Linked DNA regions of Homo sapiens: region 1 is linked to region 2. Evidence: read pairs that join two places in POLR2A ChIA-PET (ENCODE). Cell type or tissue: HepG2. All regions are shown on one strand. Region 1 overlaps LDLR (low density lipoprotein receptor). Region 2 holds the start of ANGPTL8 (angiopoietin like 8).

Region 1 (5,000 bases), 110 kb after region 2:
GGCTGGTGTCCTGACAGCCACACCTGGGTGCAGGCCACGTGTCCTCACGGCCAAGGTAACCGGGTGTCTCAGGCACTTAATAAATATTAAGGGTGACCAGTGACTCAGGCTCTGCCTCTGGGAAGTGGCATCATTTGGTGAATGAGTTTGGTCTCGGTGCCACCACGGATTCAGCCAGATCATTTCCGACGCCATGAATCCCTTTCCTGGCTTAAGGAAGGTACAAACCCACCTCGAAAGACACTGGGTGGGTCATGATTCGGGGGTGACAGGGCAAAGGCTAACCTGGCTGTCTAGCAAGGCTTGCATAGAAGAGGTAAACACGTTGACTCCTGAGTTTAGGGGTTTGGCTTAGAGATTGGTGGATGAGGCAGGGCCAGGGGGTCCCGTTGGTGCCATCTGCTGTTGTGTGTTGAAAGCCACTTGCTTCTCTGGGCCTGACATCCCCTCCCCTTTCATCTTCCATGTTTGAGGATTGTGTCACGGTGGAGAGAAACTCAAAACTTCCTGGAGAGAAATGGAGGTGTCATCCTGGTCCCCCCGGGCCTGTTTCTCTTATCCTTCACGAGGAAAGGAAGAAACCAAAATCCCAACCCAAGCCATTGCATGGGCACTGTCCGAAGCCTGTTCTGCCTCCCAGATGAATAAATATATAAAACAAAGCTCTGGCAGGCAATGCTTTGGTCTTCTCTGTCTTTGAATAAAACAAGGCCGGCGAGGTCTCAGGAAGGGTTCTGGGCAGGGACGGGACTCCAGGCAGATGTTCACGCCACGTCATCCTCCAGACTGACCATCTGTCTCTGCCAACAAATGGTAAACAGCGGAAACTATCAGTCCAGCATTCAGGAAACACGGCTGGAGGCCACCTACTTCTCACCTCCTGGGCCTGGCAGCCTCCCCCAGCCTGATCCCCAAGCATGTTCCCCCAGGAGCCGCCAGAGGGAGACGGTGAGTACCGGATTCAGTCACTTCCCACCGCTCTCAGGGCAAAAGCCAAAGTCCTCCCCAGTGGCCCACAAGGCTCTGCACAACCTGCCTGGTAGCCTCCTGCCTTTTTACCCCTCTCTCTGTTTGCTCCAGCTACAACGGCCTCAAACCCAACAGGCACGGTCCAGCCTCAGGGCCTTCGCACAGGCTGTTCTCCTGGTTCAGAGAAGGCTACCTACCCTAAACCCCTTGTGTAAAGATCAAGGCGGGCGCAGTGGCTCACGCCTGCAATCCCAGCACGTGGGGAGGCCAAGGCGGGTGGATCACTTGAGGTCAGGAGTTCGAGACCAGTCTGGGCAACATGGCGAAACCTCGTCTCTACTAAAAATACAAAAATTACCCGGGCATAGTGTTGTAATCCCAGCTACTCAGGAGGCTGAGGCTGAGGCATAAGAATTGCTTGAACCCAGGAGGCAGAAGTTGCAGTGAGCCAAGATCACAGCACTGCACTCCAACCTGGGTGACAGAGAGAGACTCTGTCTCAAAATAAAAAATAAAAGCAAAAAAATAAAACACCTCCTCTCCCTTCCTCCCTCCTGGCCCTCTGGAAACCCTTCTTTGAATTTTTTTTTTTTTTTAAGAGACAAGGGCTTGCTCTGTCACCCAGGCTGGAGCGCAGTGACGCAATCACAAGTCACTGCAGTCTCAATCTCCTACCTTAGCCTCAAGCAATCCTCCTGCCTTAGCCTCCCTAGTAGCTGGAACTAGGCGCTCATCACCACACTGGGCTAAATTTTTATTTTTTGCAGAGATGGGGTCTTGCTGTGCTGCCCAGGCTGGTCTTGAACTCTGAGCTCAGGTGATTCTCCTGCCTCAACCTCCCCAAGTTCTGGGATCACATGTGTGAACCACCATGCCGGGCCTCTGAACTCCTTTTTTTTTTTTTTTTGAGATGGAGTTTTGCTCTTGCCTCCCGGGCTGGAATGCAGTGGCGCGATCTCGGCTCACTGCAACCTCTGCCTCCTAGGTTCAAGCGATTTTTCTACCTCGGCCTCCCGAGTAGCTGGGATTACAGGCGCCCACTCCCACGCCTGGCTAATTTTTTGTATTTTTAATAGAGACGGGGTTTTGTCATGATGGCCAAGCTGGTCTCAAACTCCTGACTTCAGGTGATCCGCCAGCCTCGGCCTCCCAAAGTCCTGGGATTACAGGCATGAGCCACCGCGCCCGGCCTCTGAACTCCTTTTGACTTTCTTTGCCCTGTCACCATCTGATGGAGCTCTCTATTTGCTTATCCAACATTCCTCTACACCACCAAGGCCATTGTCCGCTGACATTCTGAATGAGCGCACAGAAGCATTCACCTAATGCTGTCCTCGATCTGGAGGGCTGGGGAAGCCTCGGCCTGGTCCCTTGAGGATCATATGCCTCCAGCTGGGAGGGGGCCGCCATGGGCTCTGGCTTTCTAGAGAGGGTCACTCACCGAGGGGTAGCTGTAGCCGTCCTGGTTGTGGCAAATGTGGACCTCATCCTCTGTGGTCTTCTGATAGACGGGGTTGTCAAAGTTGATGCTGTTGATGTTCTTAAGCCGCCAGTTCTTCCATAGAAGGAAGACCCCCAGGCAAAGGAAGACGAGGAGCACTGTAGGGAGAGGCACGCTCTGTCACACAGCTGCCCCCGAGACCAGAGACCCAGCTCCGTGGCTGGAGTGAAAACACGGGCATCGTACCATAACCTTGACTCCTGGTCTTTTATGTTTGTTTAGAGATCGCCTTGCGGCCTGGGCCTGGTGGCTCACGCCTGTAATCCCAGCATTTTGGGAGGCTGAGGCGGGCGGATCATGAGGTCAAGAGTTCGAGACCAGCCTGGCCAACATGATGAAACCCAGTCAGTCTCTACTAAAAATACAAAAATTAGCTGGGCATGGTGGCGGGCGCCTGTAGTCCCAGCTACTCAGGAGGCTGAGGCAGGAGAATTGCTTGAACCCGGGAGGCAGAGGTTGCAGTGAGCCGAGGTTGAGCCACTGTACTCCAGCCTGGGCGACAGAGCGAGACTCCATCTCAAAACAAACAAACAGAAAAGAGGCAAATCTATGCATAAGAATTTTTTTCTTTCTTTTTTTTTTTTTGAGACGGGGTCTTGCTCTGTCACCAGGCTGGAGTGCAGTGACATGATCTCAGTTCACTGCAACCTCGACCTCCCAGGTTCAAGCGATCCTCCTGCCTCAGGCCCTCAAGTAGCTGGTACCACAGGCACGTGCCACCTGCCCAGCTAATTTTTGTACCTTTTCTAGAAACAGGGTTTCGCCATGTTGCCCAGGTTGGTCTCGAACTCCTGAGCCCAAGCAATCCACCCACTTCAGCCTCCCAAAGTGCTGGGATTACAGGCATAAGCCACCACACCCAGCCTCATAAGTATAAGAAATATCTAACCTGAAGCCCACTGGGTGAGCCACGCCCCAGAAGTAGCTGACTTCTTCTAGATTTCTGTCCAGGATTAGCCACACACAGGGCTGTGACTTTTTAAGAAATAGGAAGTGGGGTATAGTGGCTTGCACCAGCTACTCAGGAGGCTGAGGTGGGAGGATCGCTTGAGCCCAGACATTGAGGCTGCAGCGAGGCATGATGGTGCCACTGCACTCCAGCCTGGGTGACAGAGCAAGACTCTGTCTCTCAAAAAAATTAAATTTCTTTTTTCTTAAAATTTAAGAAAAAAAGAAAAAAGAGATGTGATGGTAACCGAGTTAGGATGAGCATGGGTGAGGCAGGGAGAGCGCGCCTCTCCACACAGCCCCCTGCAAGGGAACCAGTTCCCCAGAAGGCACTCAAATCTCGGTGAGGCTATTCCACAGCACGGGACCCAGCTCCACATCCTCCATCTGACCCCTTAGCTGTCTGATCTTGTCACTGTCAGCCCCAAGCCAGGAGAGGCCGTGGGGGTGATAAAGGACACCAGTGGGGCTGTTCCCTGTCCAGGAGAAAAAGTGAACAGGCCCAACCAGCCAGGCACGAGGTCACATAGCGGGAGGCTGTGACCTGGGGGACGCTGGGGGACCGGCCCGCGCTTACCGATGGGGAGGACAATGGACAGAGCCCTCACGCTACTGGGCTTCTTCTCATTTCCTCTGCCAGCAACGTCGCCCAGAGCTGCAGGAGAGAAGCAAGAGTGAGGCCCAGGTCTAAAGGAAGGCCACCAAGAAATGGAGCAGGCAGAGGACGGTGGTCACGGCAGGAAAGCGCCTGGCACATCTCCCTGGACACTTGGAGAACTTCCCAAGTCTGTGAGAGGCCACACGGGCTTATTTGTGAGTTATCGAGGTTGTAGGACTCAATTCCGGTTTAAGAAGGTTCTTTTTGTGGGGGATAGAAACAGAGGTCTGGCTATGTTGCCCAGGCTTGTCTTGAACTCCTGGCCTCAAGAGATCCTCCTGCCTCAGCCTTCCAAAGTGCAGGGATTACAGAAATGAGCCACCGAGCCCAGCCTAAGAAGGTTCTTGAGCCTCACATTGATGAGTCTTTAGGGGAGGGCTGCAGAGGCTTTTATTCTAGGTGGTTGACAAGGTTGCAGGTGAAATTCTTGTCAACCTACTTGTGCATTTTATTAAAATGAGCATATTTTGGTCTGGGCGCGGTGGCTCACACCTGTAATCCCAACACTTTGGGAGGCTAAGGCGGGCAGATCACCTAAGGTCAGGAGTTTGAGACCAGCATGATCAACATAGTGAAACCCTGTCTCTACTAAAAATACAAAATTAGCTGGCCGTGGTGGCATGCACCTGTAATCCCAGCTACTTGGGAGGCTGAGGGAGGAGAATCACTTGAACCCGGGAAATGGAGTTGCAGTGAGTCAAGATCGCGCCATTGCACTCCAGCCTGGGCAACAGAGTGAGACTCCCTCTCAAAAAAAAAAAAAAAAGGCCAGGCCCAGTGGCTCAAACCTGTAATCCCAGCACTTTGGGAGGCTGAGGTGGGCAGGTTGCCTGAGGTCAGGAGTTCAAGACCAGCCTGGCCAACACGGTGAAACCCTGTCTCTACTAAAAATACAAAAATTAGCCAGCTGTGGCGGTGGGCACC
Region 2 (5,000 bases):
CCTCCATCTGCTTAATAAACAGTGGGTCACTAGTAGGATGTCCAACTCATCTTTGTGTACCTAAGGACTTGCCTGAGTTTATCGCTGAAAATCTTGTATCCCAGGAATCCCTTCAGTCCTGGGCAAACCAGGATGGTTGGTTACCCTAGACACGAACTCCTCTTTGGACTCCTGGCCACCCCACAGTGTCGCAGCTACGGTGCCCACCTGAGTCTCCAACAGGCTTGCCCGAAGTTCCTGGGCTGCATCCCGGCCCCGGCTGACCTCCTGCCCCAGGAGTTCTATTGTGCGGCCATAGAGACCCAGGCTGTTCCTGGCCTTTGTCAGCCGTCCCTCCGTGGTCCTGTACACACCGTTGAGGGCCTGGCCCAGCTGCAGGGTCCCATGGAAGAGCAGGGTCAGCTCCTCATGCTGTGCCAGTTCTGGGCCGCCCATGGGGGCCGCTGAGGCAGGCCGGGTCACCATTGCCAGGGCCCAGAGCAGGCACAGAGCAGGCACTGGCATGACTGAGGGTCTAAGGTATAGCCACAGCACTGTCACTGAAGCCTTTTATGCCTCATACCCCCACTGATCCCCAGTCAATCGTTAACTGGCCGACCTGGTGCCCCGCATTGCACAAGGGCCTGGCAGTGGTGCGATAGTTGCATCAGGCGAATGTCCGGCTAGGCCACGCCGGGATCACGCTTCCTGGGGCTCAGGGCCAGGTGTGGGTGGGGGGCATTGGGAGAGGACGGGCCCCAGACCCTGCTGGGAGTTCCTGAGACTCACCATGCTGAGCCTGTTTCTCCATCTATGAATAGGCATCGCAATGATGATGGTAATAACAGTAAAGATTTTATAAGCATTGATGGTTTGCCCTGAGCTGTTTGACCTGCCATTACAATATCTGCTCTTGTTCCCCTCCCACATACTTGCCACGTGGGGGCTTTTATTGGCCTGGTTAGTATCCAAGGGGGCAGGTGCAGGTGGCAGAGACTCTCCCAAGGTCACACAGCCTGATCTCCAAGACCTGCATATGCCCAGATCACCACTGACTGCCATTTTACTCCGTGGGTGATTGTGCAAGTACCTCAGTTTCCCTGCTTGTAAAATGGCGGTGATGTTAGTCCTGCCTCATGAGCTACTTGTGAGAAGTAAATGAGTTATTTCATGTTGAGTGCTTAGAACAGAGCCTGGCACACAGTAGGCGCGATTATTTCATTGTTGTAGTAATAGTGTTTGGTGCAATTATTGTCATTGTTGTTATTTATCATCATCAGTATCATTACAAAGGCTCAGCTGGAAGGCCTGAAGTGCCCATTATACACATAGGGAAACTGAGGCCCAGAGAGGGGTCAAGGCTTGCACAGAGTTGCCCCTGGGGGAAGGAGGCAGGACTCGGACTCTGGCCTCAGTTTCCCCACCTGAGAAACAGGCCACATAACTCTAGTGACCTCCTGGGGGAAGGGCAGTCAGGCCCTTGGGTGGGGCTTAGGCTTGACCACTGGCCACCTGAGGTACCTTGGAACTCTGGCCCTGAGTGCCTCGCTATTCTCTGCCTTCTGTGTGTCACTGTGCCCCATGAGTGCCTCCAATGTCCTTCTGTATTCCCACCCTCTACCACACTGTTCCCAATCTGTGTTTTTAGGGTGCTCGCTTGTCCCCCACCCTCTGCCCTCTGTCCTATCTCCTGACTGATACCTGTATTACCTCTCACCGGGCCCTCAATGCCCCAGCCTCATGACCTACTCTTCCTGGACTGTCTGTGCTCCCAGCCAGCCTTGTCCCATCACCCCAGCCTTGTATGTGCACCTTCAGGGCCCCTGTCCCTCTGACACCCCCATCCTGCCCCCCACAGGAACCTGCTGTACGTGTACCCGCACAGCCTCAACTTCAGCAGCCGCCAGGGCTCCGTGCGCAACCTTGCTGTGCGAGTGCAGTACATGACAGGCGAGGACCCCAGCCAGGCTCTGCCGGTCAGTGGCTGTGCCCCAGGGAAGGGGGGTAGGGCATCCCCCATGGGTCCCTCATGAATCCACTCTCCCAGGTCATCTTTGGCAAGTCCAGCTGCAGTGAATTTACCCGCGAGGCCTTCACACCGGTGGTCTACCATAACAAGTATGTAGGGGGACACGTGAGGAACTTGGGGGCACTCATGGGGGTAGGAGGATGTCCCTTATATATACACATAAGGCAGCATCGATGGGAAGATGGGGGACAGGAAGAAGAGAGGTAGAGGCTCCCAGAGTGCTAATGAGGGAAGCTGAGGCAGACAGCAGAGACAGTGGGGCCTAGCAGCAATAAGGGCGTGGCATGGCAGAGGTGATGGGGCAGACAGTGGGGACCCCAGCCCCCAGCAGATCCCCCAGCCCGATTCTGCCAGGTCCCCCGAGTTCTACGAGGAGTTCAAGCTGCATCTTCCAGCCTGCGTGACAGAGAACCATCACCTGCTGTTCACCTTCTACCATGTCAGCTGCCAGCCCCGGCCGGGCACTGCCCTGGAGACACCCGTGGGCTTTACTGTGAGCCGTCCCCTCCCTCCCTCCCCCTGAGCCCTCCTCGTCCCCCAACCTGGCCGCAGACCTGACCTCCAGCCTCTCCCCAGTGGATCCCACTGCTGCAGCACGGGCGCCTGAGGACCGGCCCCTTCTGTCTCCCAGTGTCTGTGGACCAGCCGCCGCCCAGCTATTCCGTGCTCACACCCGATGTATGTGCCCTGGAGCTCCTGCCTGCCAATGCACTGTCCCCAGAAGCACTCCCGAGTCACCTGCCTTCCTTCCTGTCAATCCTGGGAGGCTTGTTATCCTCTACTGGTGCCTCCAGGGCCCCCGTGTAGCTCATTATTCCCCTATTAATGCCTCTCTGTGTCCTACATGTCCTCCCCAAAGATTCCCATTGCCTCTCTGCTCCATTCCCACTTTAGCCACCCTGACTGCCTTCCTGATCACTGTCCCCTGCCCTCGTAGTACCTTATCATTCCCCATGAATGCACCATTGTTAATGACCCTAGGCCTCAAATCCTCCTATCCTGTTTCCTGACCTACTCAATGAATATTCATTCACCCTGTGTCTCCATTCTCTGCCCCCGTCTTGGCATGTGGATTTCCAGCCTGCCCAGTGGACCCTCTCAGTCTACTGGGACCAGGGCTGGGGGCAGGGTGCTTGGCTGCACCCCCAGACCGGGCTACACTCACGCTGCAGTGTCGCAATGGCTGGGGCCGCTGGGTGACCTGATCAGTCAGGGAGGGCTGACCAGTGCCCACCTGGTGCCTCCCTCCCACAGGTGGCGCTTCCGGGCATGCGCTGGGTGGACGGTCACAAGGGCGTGTTCAGTGTGGAGCTCACAGCCGTGTCCTCTGTGCACCCCCAGGTACGGGGTGGGCCGGGAACCAAGAGTCCCGCCCTGCTCCCCTCTTGCCTGCCCTACGATTGAGTAACAGTTGCCGATGGCCGGGGAGGTCTGGCCTCAGGCCTTGGACGTGACTTTGGTCAGCTGGACCCAGCTTTAAGGGAAGCTGCTGATTCAGGCAGGGGTGGTCTTCATTCCCTGAGGCCCCACCCTGCTCACTCCACATCCCTACCCAGGACCCCTACCTGGACAAATTCTTCACCCTGGTGCACGTCCTGGAGGAGGGAGCCTTCCCATTCCGGCTCAAGGACACTGTGCTGAGCGAGGGCAACGTGGAGCAGGAGCTGCGGGCCAGTCTTGCAGCACTGCGCCTGGCCAGCCCCGAACCCCTTGTGGCCTTCTCCCACCACGTGCTGGACAAGCTCGTGCGTCTGGTCATCAGGCCCCCGATCATCAGTGGCCAGATTGGTAAGCGAATGTGGCCTCAGACCTCAGTTTCCCCATCCACATGGCTTCTCAGTCCTGAGGTCCTGAGGGATCTTCTATAAGCCCATTTACCTCTCTGGCCATTTTTCTCATCTGAAAAATGACCTCCAGTCCCCTGCACCCAGAGAAGGTCTTCTGTGACCCTTTGGCCCGGGTGCAGCGGTTCACGCCTGTCATCCCAGCACTTTGGGAGGCCGAGGCGGGCAGATCACCTGAGGTCGAGAGTTTGAGACCAGCCTGACCAACATGGAGAAACCCCTTCTCTACTAAAAATACAAAATTAGCTGGGCGTGGTGGCGCATGCCTGTAATCCCAGCTACTCGGGAGGCTGAGGCAGGAGAATTGCTTGAACCTGGGAGGCGGAGGTGACAGTGAGCCGAGATCATGCCACTGGACTCCAGCCCGGGCAACAGAGCAAGACTCCATCTCAAAAAAAAAAAAAAAAAAAAATTTGTGACCCCTTAATGAGCACATGATCCCTCAAATCCTGATGTCTTTATATTTGGAAAGTGGGCGGGGAGGTGAGAGGCCTTGGGCCCTGGAACTTGACCTCTGCTCTGCCCTGCAGTGAACCTGGGCCGTGGAGCCTTTGAAGCAATGGCCCATGTAGTCAGCCTTGTTCACCGGAGCCTGGAGGCAGCCCAGGATGCCCGCGGTCACTGCCCACAGCTGGCTGCCTACGTCCACTACGCCTTTCGCCTTCCTGGCACTGAGCCCAGCCTCCCGGATGGTGAGTTTGTAGAAATCCCTGTGAGACGAGAAATATCTGGGAGAAGAGGCTGGGTGCGGTGGCTCACGCCTGTAATCCCAGGACTTTGGGAGGCCGAGCTGGATGGATCATTTGAGGTCAGGAGTTCGAGATCAACTTGGCCAACATGATGAAACCCTGTCTCTACTAAAAATACAAAAATTAGCTGGGGCCAGGCATGGTGGCTAATGCCTATAATCCCAGCACTTTAGGAGGCCAAGGCAGGGGGATCACTTGAGGGGGTCAGGAGTTCAAGACCAGCCTGGCCAACATGGTGAAACCCCGTCTCTACTAAAAATACAAAAATTAGCCAGGCATGGTGGTAGGTGCCTGTAATCCCAGCTACTAGGGAGGCTGAATCATTTGAACCCAGGAGGCAGAGGTTGCAGTGAGCCAAGGTCATGCCACCGCACTCCAGCCTGGGTGACAGAGTGAAAC

Evidence for each region. ChIA-PET counts read pairs that join two places held together with the same protein. Peaks named below come from ENCODE experiments on the same cell type or tissue, not always from the same donor. Only the 100,000 strongest peaks of a DNase experiment are listed, where the experiment ranks them.
Region 1: POLR2A ChIA-PET joins it to region 2 with 10 read pairs; 3 of 35 experiments call an interaction of 5 or more read pairs at or near these places.

Annotation. Positions count from the first base shown.
Region 1 is chr19:11,127,081-11,132,080 of GRCh38, reverse strand. LDLR (low density lipoprotein receptor) reads right to left here. Exons shown (of 18, transcript NM_000527.5): 16 at 3,996-4,073; 17 at 2,411-2,568; 18 at 1-800. The coding sequence ends at 765. Among named protein-coding and RNA genes, the nearest start is that of MIR6886, 16 kb to the right of the region's middle. In HepG2, a CTCF peak has its summit at 939 (motif pointing right); DNase peaks (open chromatin) are centred at 990, 2,250 and 2,660.
Region 2 is chr19:11,235,142-11,240,141 of GRCh38, reverse strand. DOCK6 (dedicator of cytokinesis 6) reads left to right here. Exons shown (of 48, transcript NM_020812.4): 15 at 1,838-1,955; 16 at 2,027-2,097; 17 at 2,363-2,501; 18 at 2,585-2,686; 19 at 3,263-3,349; 20 at 3,565-3,796; 21 at 4,383-4,544. ANGPTL8 (angiopoietin like 8) reads right to left here and starts at 523. Exons shown (of 4, transcript NM_018687.7): 1 at 208-523; 2 at 1-7. The coding sequence starts at 504. RefSeq lists enhancers at 2,197-3,007, 3,008-3,818. In HepG2, no CTCF peak of the experiment used is centred here; DNase peaks (open chromatin) are centred at 591, 3,021, 3,261, 4,391 and 1 weaker place; H3K4me3 peaks cover 2,014 bases.